Regions from separate parts of the Homo sapiens genome. Here all the other regions are linked to region 2. A link is a contact called in ENCODE Hi-C or POLR2A ChIA-PET data. All regions are on one chromosome and are shown on one strand. Each heading gives the region's core, a stretch centred on a gene start or an enhancer-like site at or near the end of the contact. The rest is flanking DNA. Distances are from core to core; before and after follow the strand shown.

Region 1 (2,700 bases), core at 49-2,548, 1.0 Mb before region 2:
CGACTCCCAAGTTAGCTCTTAAAGGTAATGATTTCTCCGTTTTGTTTACTACCACGCCCCCAGCATCTAGCACAGCATCTGGCATACAGATGCTCAACTAATTATTTGTTGAAACTAATGTCCTGCATAAAAGTAGTGTAATTTACTTTTTTTTTTTTTTTTTGAGATGGAGTCTTGCTCTGTCGCCCAGGCTGGAGTGAAACGGCCGATCTCGGCTCACCGTAACCTCCGCCTCCCAGGTTCAAGCGATTCTCCTGCGTCAGCCTCCTGAGTAGCTGGGATTACAGGCGCCCATCACCATGCCTGGCTAATTTTTGTATTTTTAGTAGAGACGGGGTTTCGCCATGTTGGCCAGGCTGGTCTCGAACTCCTGACGTGCCCACCTCGGCCTCCCAAAGTGCTGGGATTACAGGCGTGAGCCACCACACCCGGCCTTATTTATTTATTTATTTAGAGACAGTCTCGCTCTGTCCCTCAGGCTGGAGTGCAATGGCGTGATCTCAGCTCACTGCAACCTCCACCTCCCGGGTTCAAGCGATTCTCCTGCCTCAGCCTCCCAAGTAGCTGGGATTACAGGTATGTGCCACAACGCCCAGCTAATTTTTTATATTTTTAGTGGAGACGGGGTTTCACCATGTTGGCCAGGCTGGTCTCAAACTGCTGACCTCAAGTGATCCGCCCGCTTCGGCTTCCCAAAGTGCTGGGATTACAGGCGTGAGCCACCGCTCCCGACCCCTAATTTACATTTTTAAAAACCCTAGCAGGGGCCGGGAACCATGGCTCACGCCTGTAATCCCAATGCTTGGGAGGCCAAAGTGGGAGAATCGCTTGAGCCCAAGAGTTCAAGATCAGCCTGGGCAACCTGGCAAGACCTCGTCTCTACAAAAAATTTAAAAATTATCCAGGCCTATTGGTGCATGTCTGTAGACGCAGCTACTTGGGAGGCTGAGGTGGGAGGATAGCTTGAGCCCAGGACGAGGCTGCGGTGAGTCGTGATCGTACCGCTGCACTCCAGCCTGGGCGACAGAACGAAACCGTTTCAACAGAACAACAAAGACAAAAACCTCCAAAACACCCTAACAGTTAAATTTCCTCAGTCCAGAAGCTGATTGCAGTCCAGTTCGCAATTGGCCAGGCTCTAGTTTATATAGGACCTGAGGCTCCACCCATGTGCAGGCACCGCCCCCGTGGCGTCACGAGCGAGCAATGGCGTCATTGGAACGACATGAGCATGCGCACTTCCCCAGCACAATCAGGGAAGACACGCGTGACCCGGAAGGTCTTCCCGCCACACTCCAGAGCGGATGTGAGGGGCGCCGATGGCGGAGGGAACGGCGGAGGCTCCTCTAGAGAATGGTGGTGGTGGCGACTCGGGAGCCGGAGCTTTGGAACGAGGAGTGGCGCCCATTAAGCGTCAGTGAGTCGCCGGGGCAGGAGGGAAGCTGAAGGGCCTTTTCCGGCACCCATAGCGCGGTCCGAGCTGTGCATGCCGGGAGATTAGGCAGCGGCTGAGGGCGAGAAGCCACCGGCTCTTCATTCCGGGCCGTTCTTCCGCCTGCAGGGTGGTCAGCGGAGGTACCTGAGATCGTGCACGTTGGGGCCTGTCACATGCGCGAAGGACACCACGTGCATGCTAGGGCAGGTGGGATTTGAGGCCAGGCCCGCGCTGCATACTGGGGATTGTAGTCCCTGCATATGGACGTACGGCGCATGTGCTCTGCCAGCGGCCGTTACTGGCGGGTCTTGGGGTTGAAGCGAGTGCCGCGGGGCGTGCTGGGGCCTGCGGTGTTTGAAGGGCCGAAAGGCGTGCTGGGAAATGTGGTGGCTTAGACTCCGCTTCAAGGCATGCTGGGAATTGTAGTTTTTCGCAGCCTAACGTGCGCAGGGACGTTCTTGACTGAACCTGATAATAGTTTCGCGCAACACTTTGGACAGTGAGGACCCAGGGACAAAATAGGTCTTTTTTGAGGCCGTGAGGGGCTCCCAGGCTGGGAGCTGGCTGGTTCTTAAGTAGTGAGCTCCCCATCAGCAGAAGGATTTAAGGACGTGCAAGTGTTTCTAGCCTCCTTTCCCCAGTGTTTATTGACTATGTTCGGAGGGTTTTCCTTTCCCTTTCTGTCGGCAGATACCTCACCACCAAGGAGCAGTTTCACCAATTCCTGGAAGCCAAAGGGCAGGAGAAGACTTGCCGGGAAACCGAGGTAGGAGACCCTGCTGGCAATGAGCTGGCTGAGCCTGAGGCTAAGCGGATCCGACTGGAGGATGGACAGACGGCGGACGGGCAGACGGAGGAGGCAGCAGAGCCCGGGGAGCAGCTACAGACTCAGAAGAGGGCCCGGGGACAAAACAAGGGCCGGCCCCATGTGAAGCCCACGAACTACGACAAGAACAGGCTGTGTCCCTCCCTAATCCAGGCAAGTGCGGCCACGTGAGCATTCCTGCCGGGGCAGGCAGGAGCAGGGTGTGTTTCCTGGCAGCGGGTAATTGTTAGAAAGCTCCTGGGCCTTCAGCAACGAGCAGTGAGCTTGCTCTGATGCCATTCCGTCTTCATTCTCCTCGGGATACATTGTAGGGCTTGTCATTGTTCTCATTGTATAAATGGAGATGCAGAGGCACGGTGAGGTGCCTGACTTGCTCAGGGACACAAGAGCCAGGAGGGGTGATCTAGAGTTTGAACCCTGGCTGCTGGGCTGCCCCGGG
Region 2 (2,700 bases), core at 159-2,658:
GGGGCTCAGAGGCTCCAGGTTGCTCTGTTGCATGTCCAGGGCGTACTTCCACAAGCGGATGCAGCGCTCGAAATTGCCCGAGTCGGCGTACACGGCACCCCTGTAACGGATGTAATAGGAAGTGTCCGGGTGCGAGGGACCGAGGATGCGCTCCCGGATCAACAGGGCCTGCATGCGCATCTCATCCGGGTCGGTGATCAGCGCCTCCAGCTCCTCGGTGGTGTTGACCTCCCTGGAATAGTCATAGGCCAGGACCAGCTGTGGGGGCTCCGGTTTGGGCAGGTACTCGCCCCCCTGGTGACGCAGCTCCATGGCCCGCCTCCAGTGTTTAAGGGCCCCAAGCAGATCTCGTTTCTTATCCACATACGTAGCTCCCAGCAATTCCAAGGCTTCCACGGCAGCTTCCCGGCTGGTGGGACAGCAGCTTTCGTAAGATTCCCCGTTCAGTGGTTCCTCTGGGGAGGAGCTGCAGCACGGAGCCCCCTGAGGCTGCGCACACCCCTGGCTGGTGGAGGGGTCTTCTTGGGGCAGCCCAGGCTGAGCCTCTCCCCCTGCGACCTGCTCCTGGCCGGGCTGCTCCTGGATGAGGTACTCCACGATGTTGGTGTGGCCCGTCACGCTGGCCGCGAGCAGCGGGGTCATGCCGTAGCCGTCACGTTCCATGCGGGCCTTGCACCCCAGCAGCAGCTGCAGGATCTCCAGGCTGCCGGACTCGGCGCAGTCATGCAGGGCCGTGTTGCCCTTGGCGCTGCGCCGGTTCACCTGGGCGCCCTGCTCCAGCAGGTAGCGGGCGATCTCACGGTGGCCCTTGTAGCACGAGATCATGAGGCACGTGTGGCCGTGCCGGTTGGCCACCTCCAGGTCGGCCTGGTGCTCGCCGACCAGGTAGCGCACCACCTCCAGGTGGCCGTCGAAGCAGGCGGCGCGGAGAGGCGTGGAGTTGGTGCGCGTGGTGCGGTTCACCGAGGCCCCGCGGCGCAGCAGGCTCCGCACCACGTCCAGGTGGCCGGCTGCGGAGGCGGCCCACAGCGGCGGCGCGCCCTCGATGGTCTCGCCATCGAAGTGCACCGAGCCACCGGCCTCCACGCTCGCGCCGCACCGGTCCACCAGGTACTCCACCACGTCCAGGTGGCCGTAGCGGGCGGCGATGAGTAGCGGCGTTCCCCCGCCGGCCACCTCGCCCGTCAGCTCGTCCAGTTCCTCCCGGCTCCGGCCGCTGAGCAGCTTCTGGAGCAGCTGCAGCTTGCCATCACGGGCGGCGTTGTACACGGCGGTGCGGAGGTCCATGGTTCGGGCCTCCGCCAGGCCATGGGCCGGCCGCCGGGGGACGGGGAGACGGAGGATCAGAGCCCGGACGGGCGGGAGGCAACCTTCACCGTCCCCCTCGCCGCCATCTTAGGGTCTCCTCGGGCGGAACAAAATGGCTGCCGCGACCCGACGGATGGCAGCACGCCGGGAAATGGAGTCCTTTGCGCGGGCCCACTCCATAGAACAGAAAAGGAATCTTGGGGGCTCAAGACTACACTTCCCCAAAGGCCACAGGACAGCCCCTGAGAGCTGTGAGCGCGCGGCATGGTGGGAATTGGCGTTCCAGTCGCAGCGCATGGCATCGGAAGCTAGCAATTTGAGGACTACAATTCCCGTCATGCAGCGTCACACGACCTAGCTTGTGGGAACCGGCGAAATTTGGTGACGTACTTCCCGTGGCTATCTCTGCGTCAGAGCGTATAGAAAAAGCAGGCGCGATACCCTTAAGGACTACATTTCCCAAAAGGGATCACGAGCGACTCTGAGCCAATCAGGACCGAGACCGAAGGCTAAAAGCGACTAGAGGGGACGCGTCTGTTTTGGGCTTGGAGCACGGGCAAGCGGCCCACCGGCAGGGGGCGCCCGGAGGAGGCCGAAAAGCTGGACGGGGCGAAAACGTTTTGAGCTGGGAGAACGGTAAAAAATGACGCGCTCACTTCTTATTCTCACATTCATATATTCATTTATTCATTTACATACATTTATGTATATTCTAGTATGTGTCAGAATTTCCTTCTTTTATTTACGTATTTATTTTTATTTATTTCTTTCAATAACTTTGTGGGGTTTTTTGGTTTTGGTTTTTGTTTTTGAGACAGCGTCTCGCTCTTGTTGCCTAGGCTGGAGGGCAATGCCGCAATCTCGGCTCACTGCAACCTCTGCCTCCCGGGTTCAAGTGATTCTCGTGCCTCAGCCTCCCGAGTAGCTGGGACTACAGACATCCACCACCACGCCCGGCTAATTTTTGTATTTTTGGTAGAGACGGGTTTCGCCATGTTGGCCAGGATGGTCTCGAACTCCTGACCTTGGGAGATCCGCCCGCCTCAGCCTCCCAAAGTGCTAGAATTACAGGCGTGAGCCACTATGCCCGGCCTGACGTGCTGACTTCAATTCCTTTGGATAAAGACCCAGAAGTGGGATTCCTGGATCACCTGGTAGTTTTATTTTTAAATTTTTCTTTGGAACTTCCATACCATTTTCTATAATGGCTATACTAATTAAAATTACCATCAGTAGTGTATAAGTGTTCTCTTCAAATCCTTGCCAACGTTTGTTACCTTTCGTCTTTTTGATGATAGCTATTCTAGCAGTTGTAAGGTGATCCATTCCCTGGCATTTTTTGACAACAATGAATTATATTATGAAAAAGAAATCTTTGGTGACCCGAATTCT
Region 3 (2,700 bases), core at 122-2,621, 820 kb after region 2:
CGTGCACCTGTAGTCCCAGCTACTCGGGAGGCTGAGGCAGGAGAATCGCTTGAACCCAGGAGGCAGAGATTGCAGTGAGCCCAGATCTCACCACTGCGTTCCAGCCTGGACGATAGAAGGAGACTGTCTCAAAAAAAAAAAAAAAAAAAAAAAAAGGCTGGGCAAGGTGGCTCATGCCTGTAATTCCTGCACTTTGGGAGGCCGAGGCGGGCGGATCAGGAGGTCAGGAGATCGAGACCATCCTGGCTAACACGGTGAAACCCTGTCTCTACTAATAAATACAAAAAATTAGCTGGGCGTGGTGACGGGCGCCTGTAGTCCCAGCTATTCGGGAGGCTGAGGCAGGAGAATGGCGTGAACCTGGGAGGTGGAGCTTGCAGTGAGCCGAGATTGTGCCAGTGTACTCCAGCCTGGGTGACAGAGCGAGACTCCGTCTCAAAATAATAATAAAAAATGAATTTAGGCCGGGCGCAATGGCTCACGCCTGTAATCTCAGCACTTTGGAAAGCTGAGGTGCCGGATCACCTGAGCTTAGGAGTTCGAGACCAGCCTGGGCAACATGGTGAAACCCCGTCTCTACTAAAAATACAAAAATTAGCCGGGCGTGGTGATGGGCACCTGTAATCCCAGCTACTTGGGAGGCTGAGGCACGAGAATCGTTTGAACCCGGGAGGTGGAGGTTGCAGTGAGCTGGATACCGCCGCTGCACTCCTGCCTGGGTGACAGAGTGAGACCCTGTCTCAAAAAATAAAATTAAAAAAAAAACAAACCTGATACCTCCCAGTGTTGTCAGTTGGCACATACTATGTCTCAATAAAATGCTTGCTGTTACCCTCTATTTTGAGACGAAGAGGGACCCTGTGTATGACAACCCCAGATTGACCTCATTTGCATTTTAAGTATTTAGAATGTGGGTAACAGTTTTCAGTGGAGGAAACTGCCACATAGGGACTAAAGCAGTCCCAGGGTCCACTCCAGGAGCTGCCAGGCGCGCTCGGCCACAGGTGAGCCATCCATTCGCCCAACCGGTGCTCCAGGAAGGCAGGAAGCGGGATGCAGGGCTTCAGCCTCACTTCTCGCAGCTTCAGCACCTGGGTCAGAGGAGAGGCGGGCGGGGCGATGAAGGGACCGGAAGTCGGCCTTTTTTCCGTCCGCTTGACCAGCGTCGACTGCAGCCAATGAAATCAGGGATGGCGAGTGTTCAGCCAGTGGTGAGGCTGCATCCGGGTGTGGGTGCCGAAAAGGCAGCTGGGGGCGGGACGTCGAGGTGCGGCACGAGCGGCGGGCGCACCGGCCAATAGGCGGCGGGGTTCGTTTCCCGGGGGTGGGCACTGGCGGGTGCGGTGACGTCGGCGCAGGCGCGTCGCGGCGGCAGGGGCGCGGGGCTTCTGGAGGCGGCGGCGGTGGCCAGCGCGGCGGCGCCGGCCGTATTCTCCGGGCTGCGGAGGGTAAAGAGCGGGCTCGGGCCGAGGCTGGAGGGCTGGGTGGGGCCAGAGCGGCGCTTCGGGGGCCCGCGGAGGACGAGGGAGGGAGAGAATCTGAGGAGCTGGTAGGTTTGGGGACCCATCTGGGTGACCGGGCCGGGGAAAGGGCTCGGCCGGGCGTGCGAGGGGCGTAGCGGCCCCAGGGATGCTGGAGCGGAGCCTTAGGGATGGGCAAGGCCTTGGGGGCGGGGGGAGGTTCTGCAAAGGGAGCCACTGGGGTCTGCCTAGGGGCTTGTGCGGAGATTGCGGGCGAGAAGGGGCAGAGGACGGTGGAGGAGACTCAGATGGGGCCCTTTTTGGCGGCCCGTTTTGGGGGGTAGGGGAGACGGCGGTTGGGGGACTTTGATACATGGAGCGTGGAGGAAGAGGTTAATCTTGCGAGGACAGTGGAGGTCAGCGGGGGAGGGAGGCAAAGTGGGCTTTCAGGAGCGTGGAAGGCGTCGTCCGGTTCTTGGAAAATTCAGAATTGGAGGGAGTCAGAGATGGTTGGGGGTGGGCGGGGGTGTTCCATCGATGAGGGTCTTAAGAGACCTGCCGAGGGCAAGGACCAGGAGGGGTTAAGGTAGTAACTTGGGAATTTTGATCGGAATGGCAGCACTTTGGGAGGCCTGGGACGATCGCTTGAGCCTTGGAGTTCCAGGCTGCAGTGAGCCATGATTGCACCACTGCACTCCAGCCAGGGCGACAGAGCGAGACTCCTTCTCAAAAAACAACAACACCAACAACAAAAGAAGTAGACTTGAGAACTTCGTTAAGACATTGGCCAGGGAGTAAGGTAGCCCTGGGATTTGAGGTTGAGGAGAACGTGCAGGAATGGTGGGGGATTTTGGCTGAGCAGGTTGAGAGAAGTCTAGGAGTGAGAGGCAAAAAAAGACGCAGGCAGCGTCGGGGAAATCAGAATTATGTGTCTGGAGAGAGTTTTGCGGGGTGAAGGTGGCCCAGTGGGGCTGTTACCAAACTTTTGAGTGGTTATGGGGCTCTAAGAGGTGACATGACAGGACCCAGCCCAGTAAACACAGCACCTCTTTTTGTCGAGTTTGGAGCTTCAGAGTGGAGAGGTGGGAGGCTTGTGTTTGCTGGACAGGTCTGTCCATTAATCTAGGAGAAAAGGGTGGTGTCTCAGTTCCTCACTTCTGTCTTTCCCTGTCTTCTCCAGGGTTGCCATTAGGGGACTCCTGAGGTCCTATCTCCAGGCTGCGGTGACTGCACTTTCCCT
Region 4 (2,700 bases), core at 177-2,676, 780 kb after region 2:
AGATGTGAAAGGGGATGGGGGAGGGAGAGGTCCCCTAACCTCCCCGGAAGCCGTGGCCTTGCGGGCACTTCTAAGGGTTTTAGACCCTCAGCTCTAGGTAGGCACCTACAAGAAGGTACATCCCCTGGAATGGGGATACTCTGAGCTCAATCCCAGGATGATTAAAAGTGGTTCCAAGCTAGGAGATGGTATCTATGGGACATGGGACCTGGACAGGACCCAAAGTATAATAGAGCAGCAGCAACAGTTGTTCTAAAGAGGCCAGCCTTGGACCCAGTGGGGACCCTCCAGAGATCAACAAAAGAGAATAGGCAGAAAGAGAGGGGACCTTAGAAACCAAAGTTGGGGTGCATAAAAGTTCTGGGGGCTGTGTAGGGGGAGGGTGGGTGTCTGACCTAAGAAGTAGACTCGCTCAAGAGCAGAAAATAGGAGAAGCAGCCAAGGTTTGAGGACAGTATCTGATGCTGCACAGGTGAGGTTTAGAGCCCCCTGAAGCAGAATCAGTAGCCTCAGATTCTGTCCCGAGAGGAACGAGGTAGGACCAAAGCACAGTCCAGGATTTAAGATTAAAAAAAGGAGAATAAAGAAGGTCTGTGACCAAGAAGAGTGGTCCGAACTCCATCCTATGGGGAGGGAAAGGGAGGGCCCAGCCTTCCCCCAAGCGCCCACTCCGGCGTGTGAGAGACGGTGTCGGGAAGGGGGCGGGGTTCTGGGACCAATGCAGGAGCTGAAGAGGGGCTCAAGACCGAGCCTGAACTCCAGACCCCAAGAGGACGTGCCGTGTCTTGGGGGTGGTCTCAGGGCCCTGACTCCTCCACCTGGACGGTGGCAGGACACTATCCAGGACTCGGGGGACCCTTCCGAGCAGGAGACTCGCAAACCCCAGCCTGGCCTGTTGGGCGGGGACGAGACCCAGATAGCAGTCCTGGGAGCCCTGTGGGCGGGGAGGCGCAGACACTCCCCCCAACACACCAGCCAAAAAGCAAGGACCCCGGCTCGGAACCAAGAGGGCAACGAGTAGCTCAACACGTCCCGCATCCCGGCGGGACGGTGCCTCAACCGGGAGGCGCGGCCCTGGCCTGGCGCTCAGGGACCGGGACCCTAAGGGCTCGGGCTGGGTGGGGGGACCCTGCCTGAAGCCGGGGGAGCGACCCCCGGCGCGAAGACCTGGGTGAGGCAGGAGGGCCCCGCCCCCGGCCTCCCCGCCCCCCGCCCTCACCCTGAGACCGGGGGTCGGGGTCTGGGGGCCGGGACGGCGAGCCGCGGGCCGGCCGCGCTGTGGGGCCCCGGACAGAAGGCGCAGACCTCGACCTGCGGCCCGGCCCCCGCCCTCTCGCCCACTTGCCCCGGCCGGCGCCGCCACCGCTCACTCACTTTGGCCTCCACCAGCTCCGCCGCCATCTTGGTCACCAGCGTCCCCCGCGCCGGGAGCCCCCAGCCGTCGCGTCACGTGACCGCTCACCACTCGCGGGCGGGGCCGCCGCCCGGGCCAATTAGCACCCGCGCGCGCTCCTCCCGCCGCCGGTGCGCGCTGCTGCCTCCTGCGCAGGCGCGCGCGGCCACCGCCCGGGCCTCCGGCCAATCAGGTCCGTCCTACACCAGCGCCCCCCCCCCCGCTCGCGGCGACCACGCCTACCCCGGCGGCGCCTGACTCCTTAAAGTGGTACTAGCCCTGCGCAGGTGGGGACGGGTGCTCGGTTTCCTCTAGGGAGGGAAGGCGAGAGGGGGCGGTGGCAGCGACAACAATGCAGCTAGGTGCCGTGGCTTCCTGCGCGCGGCGGCCGCCAGGTGCGTCTCCAGACTCCCGGCGGCGTCGGGCAGGGGATGGTTGCTCCGCCGCAACGGCCGCCAGTGCGTACAGTGAGGCGCCTTGCAGCGCAGCGCGGTGCAGGCTCCACGGGCCCAGACACCCCGCGCGCTGCACATCCGGGTCCTGGTGTGCAGATGGGGCGTGGGCTCGGCAACCAGCTGGCTGGGGGCGCCCGGCGGAGAAAAGCGGGACCCCTGCTCCCAAATTCCTTGGAGATCGTACAGCCCTCACCTCTTTGCAGGCGCCCCCCCCATCCTGCCTCCCCACCCATGGGAAACCTTGGATCTGCACCAGTTGGGACCTCTTCTCCAAAGCGCTCCTTGGCTTTGGAGCTAAGTGGCTTCGTGCCCGTAGAAGTGGATTTCAAACTTCAATAATCAAGTATTTTAGTGCAATTTATTTTTTATTTTTATTTTTGTAGAGACGAGGATCTCATTATGTTATCCAGGGTGGTCTCGAATGTCTGGGCTTAAATGATCCTTCTGTCTGGGCCTCCCACAGTGCTGGGATTACAGGCGCGAGTCACCACACCTGGCTAGTCCAACACTTTAAACATAAAAAAATCAGTGCAAAAGAGTCCATGATGGATGAAATACCAAATTGTTATTTATTTATTTATTTTCGAGACGGAGTTTTACTCTTGTTGCCCAGGCTGGAGTGCAATGGCGCGATCTCAGCTCACTGCAACCTCCATCTCCCGGGTTCAAGGGATTCTCCTGCCTCAGCCTCCCAAGTAGGTGGGATTACAGGCGACTGCCACCACGCCCAGCTAATTTTTTTTTTGGCCAGGCTTTTCTGCAACCCCTGACCTCAAGTGATCTGCCCGCTTCAACCTCCCAAAGTACTAGGATTACAGGCATGAGCCATCATGCCCAGCCTTTTTTTTTTTT

What was found. Hi-C counts contacts between places; a loop is a spot of excess contacts on that map. ChIA-PET counts read pairs that join two places held with the same protein, here RNA polymerase II (POLR2A). Pooled maps may share reads with other maps.
Region 1: a map of CD4-positive, alpha-beta memory T cell shows a loop between it and region 2 (21-fold over the local background). The contact joins the promoter of DUS3L here to the promoter of FEM1A in region 2. A Hi-C loop is called at or near these places in 2 of 168 maps with a recorded cell type or tissue (CD4-positive, alpha-beta memory T cell and naive thymus-derived CD4-positive, alpha-beta T cell), 8 of 37 single-sample maps with no recorded cell type and 16 of 50 pooled maps. POLR2A ChIA-PET finds 5 or more read pairs at or near these places in 1 of 52 experiments (activated CD4-positive, alpha-beta T cell).
Region 3: a loop to region 2 is called in a pooled map, with 5 times the contacts of the local background. The contact joins the promoter of DAPK3 here to the promoter of FEM1A in region 2. A Hi-C loop is called at or near these places in 3 of 50 pooled maps.
Region 4: a pooled map shows a loop between it and region 2 (28-fold over the local background). The contact joins the promoter of PIAS4 here to the promoter of FEM1A in region 2. A Hi-C loop is called at or near these places in 2 of 37 single-sample maps with no recorded cell type and 7 of 50 pooled maps.

The regions. Positions count from the first base shown.
Region 1 is chr19:5,789,761-5,792,460 of GRCh38, reverse strand. It overlaps DUS3L (dihydrouridine synthase 3 like), which reads left to right and starts at 1,298. Exons shown (of 13, transcript NM_020175.3): 1 at 1,298-1,417; 2 at 2,126-2,414. The coding sequence starts at 1,320. RefSeq lists an enhancer at 1,116-1,575.
Region 2 is chr19:4,790,442-4,793,141 of GRCh38, reverse strand. It overlaps FEM1A (fem-1 homolog A), which reads right to left and starts at 1,408. Exons shown (of 1, transcript NM_018708.3): 1 at 1-1,408. The coding sequence starts at 1,287. It overlaps LOC124904620 (a long non-coding RNA gene), which reads left to right and starts at 1,850. Exons shown (of 2, transcript XR_007067103.1): 1 at 1,850-1,944. RefSeq lists enhancers at 1-440, 728-787, 441-1,097, 1,318-1,587, 1,098-1,755.
Region 3 is chr19:3,969,770-3,972,469 of GRCh38, reverse strand. It overlaps DAPK3 (death associated protein kinase 3), which reads left to right and starts at 1,371. Exons shown (of 9, transcript NM_001348.3): 1 at 1,371-1,549; 2 at 2,641-2,700. RefSeq lists silencers at 1,387-1,516, 2,505-2,700 and enhancers at 1,688-2,319, 2,320-2,700.
Region 4 is chr19:4,006,462-4,009,161 of GRCh38, reverse strand. It overlaps PIAS4 (protein inhibitor of activated STAT 4), which reads right to left and starts at 1,426. Exons shown (of 11, transcript NM_015897.4): 1 at 1,375-1,426. The coding sequence starts at 1,401. RefSeq lists silencers at 1,273-1,332, 1,363-1,662 and enhancers at 618-1,508, 1,863-1,992, 1,509-2,400.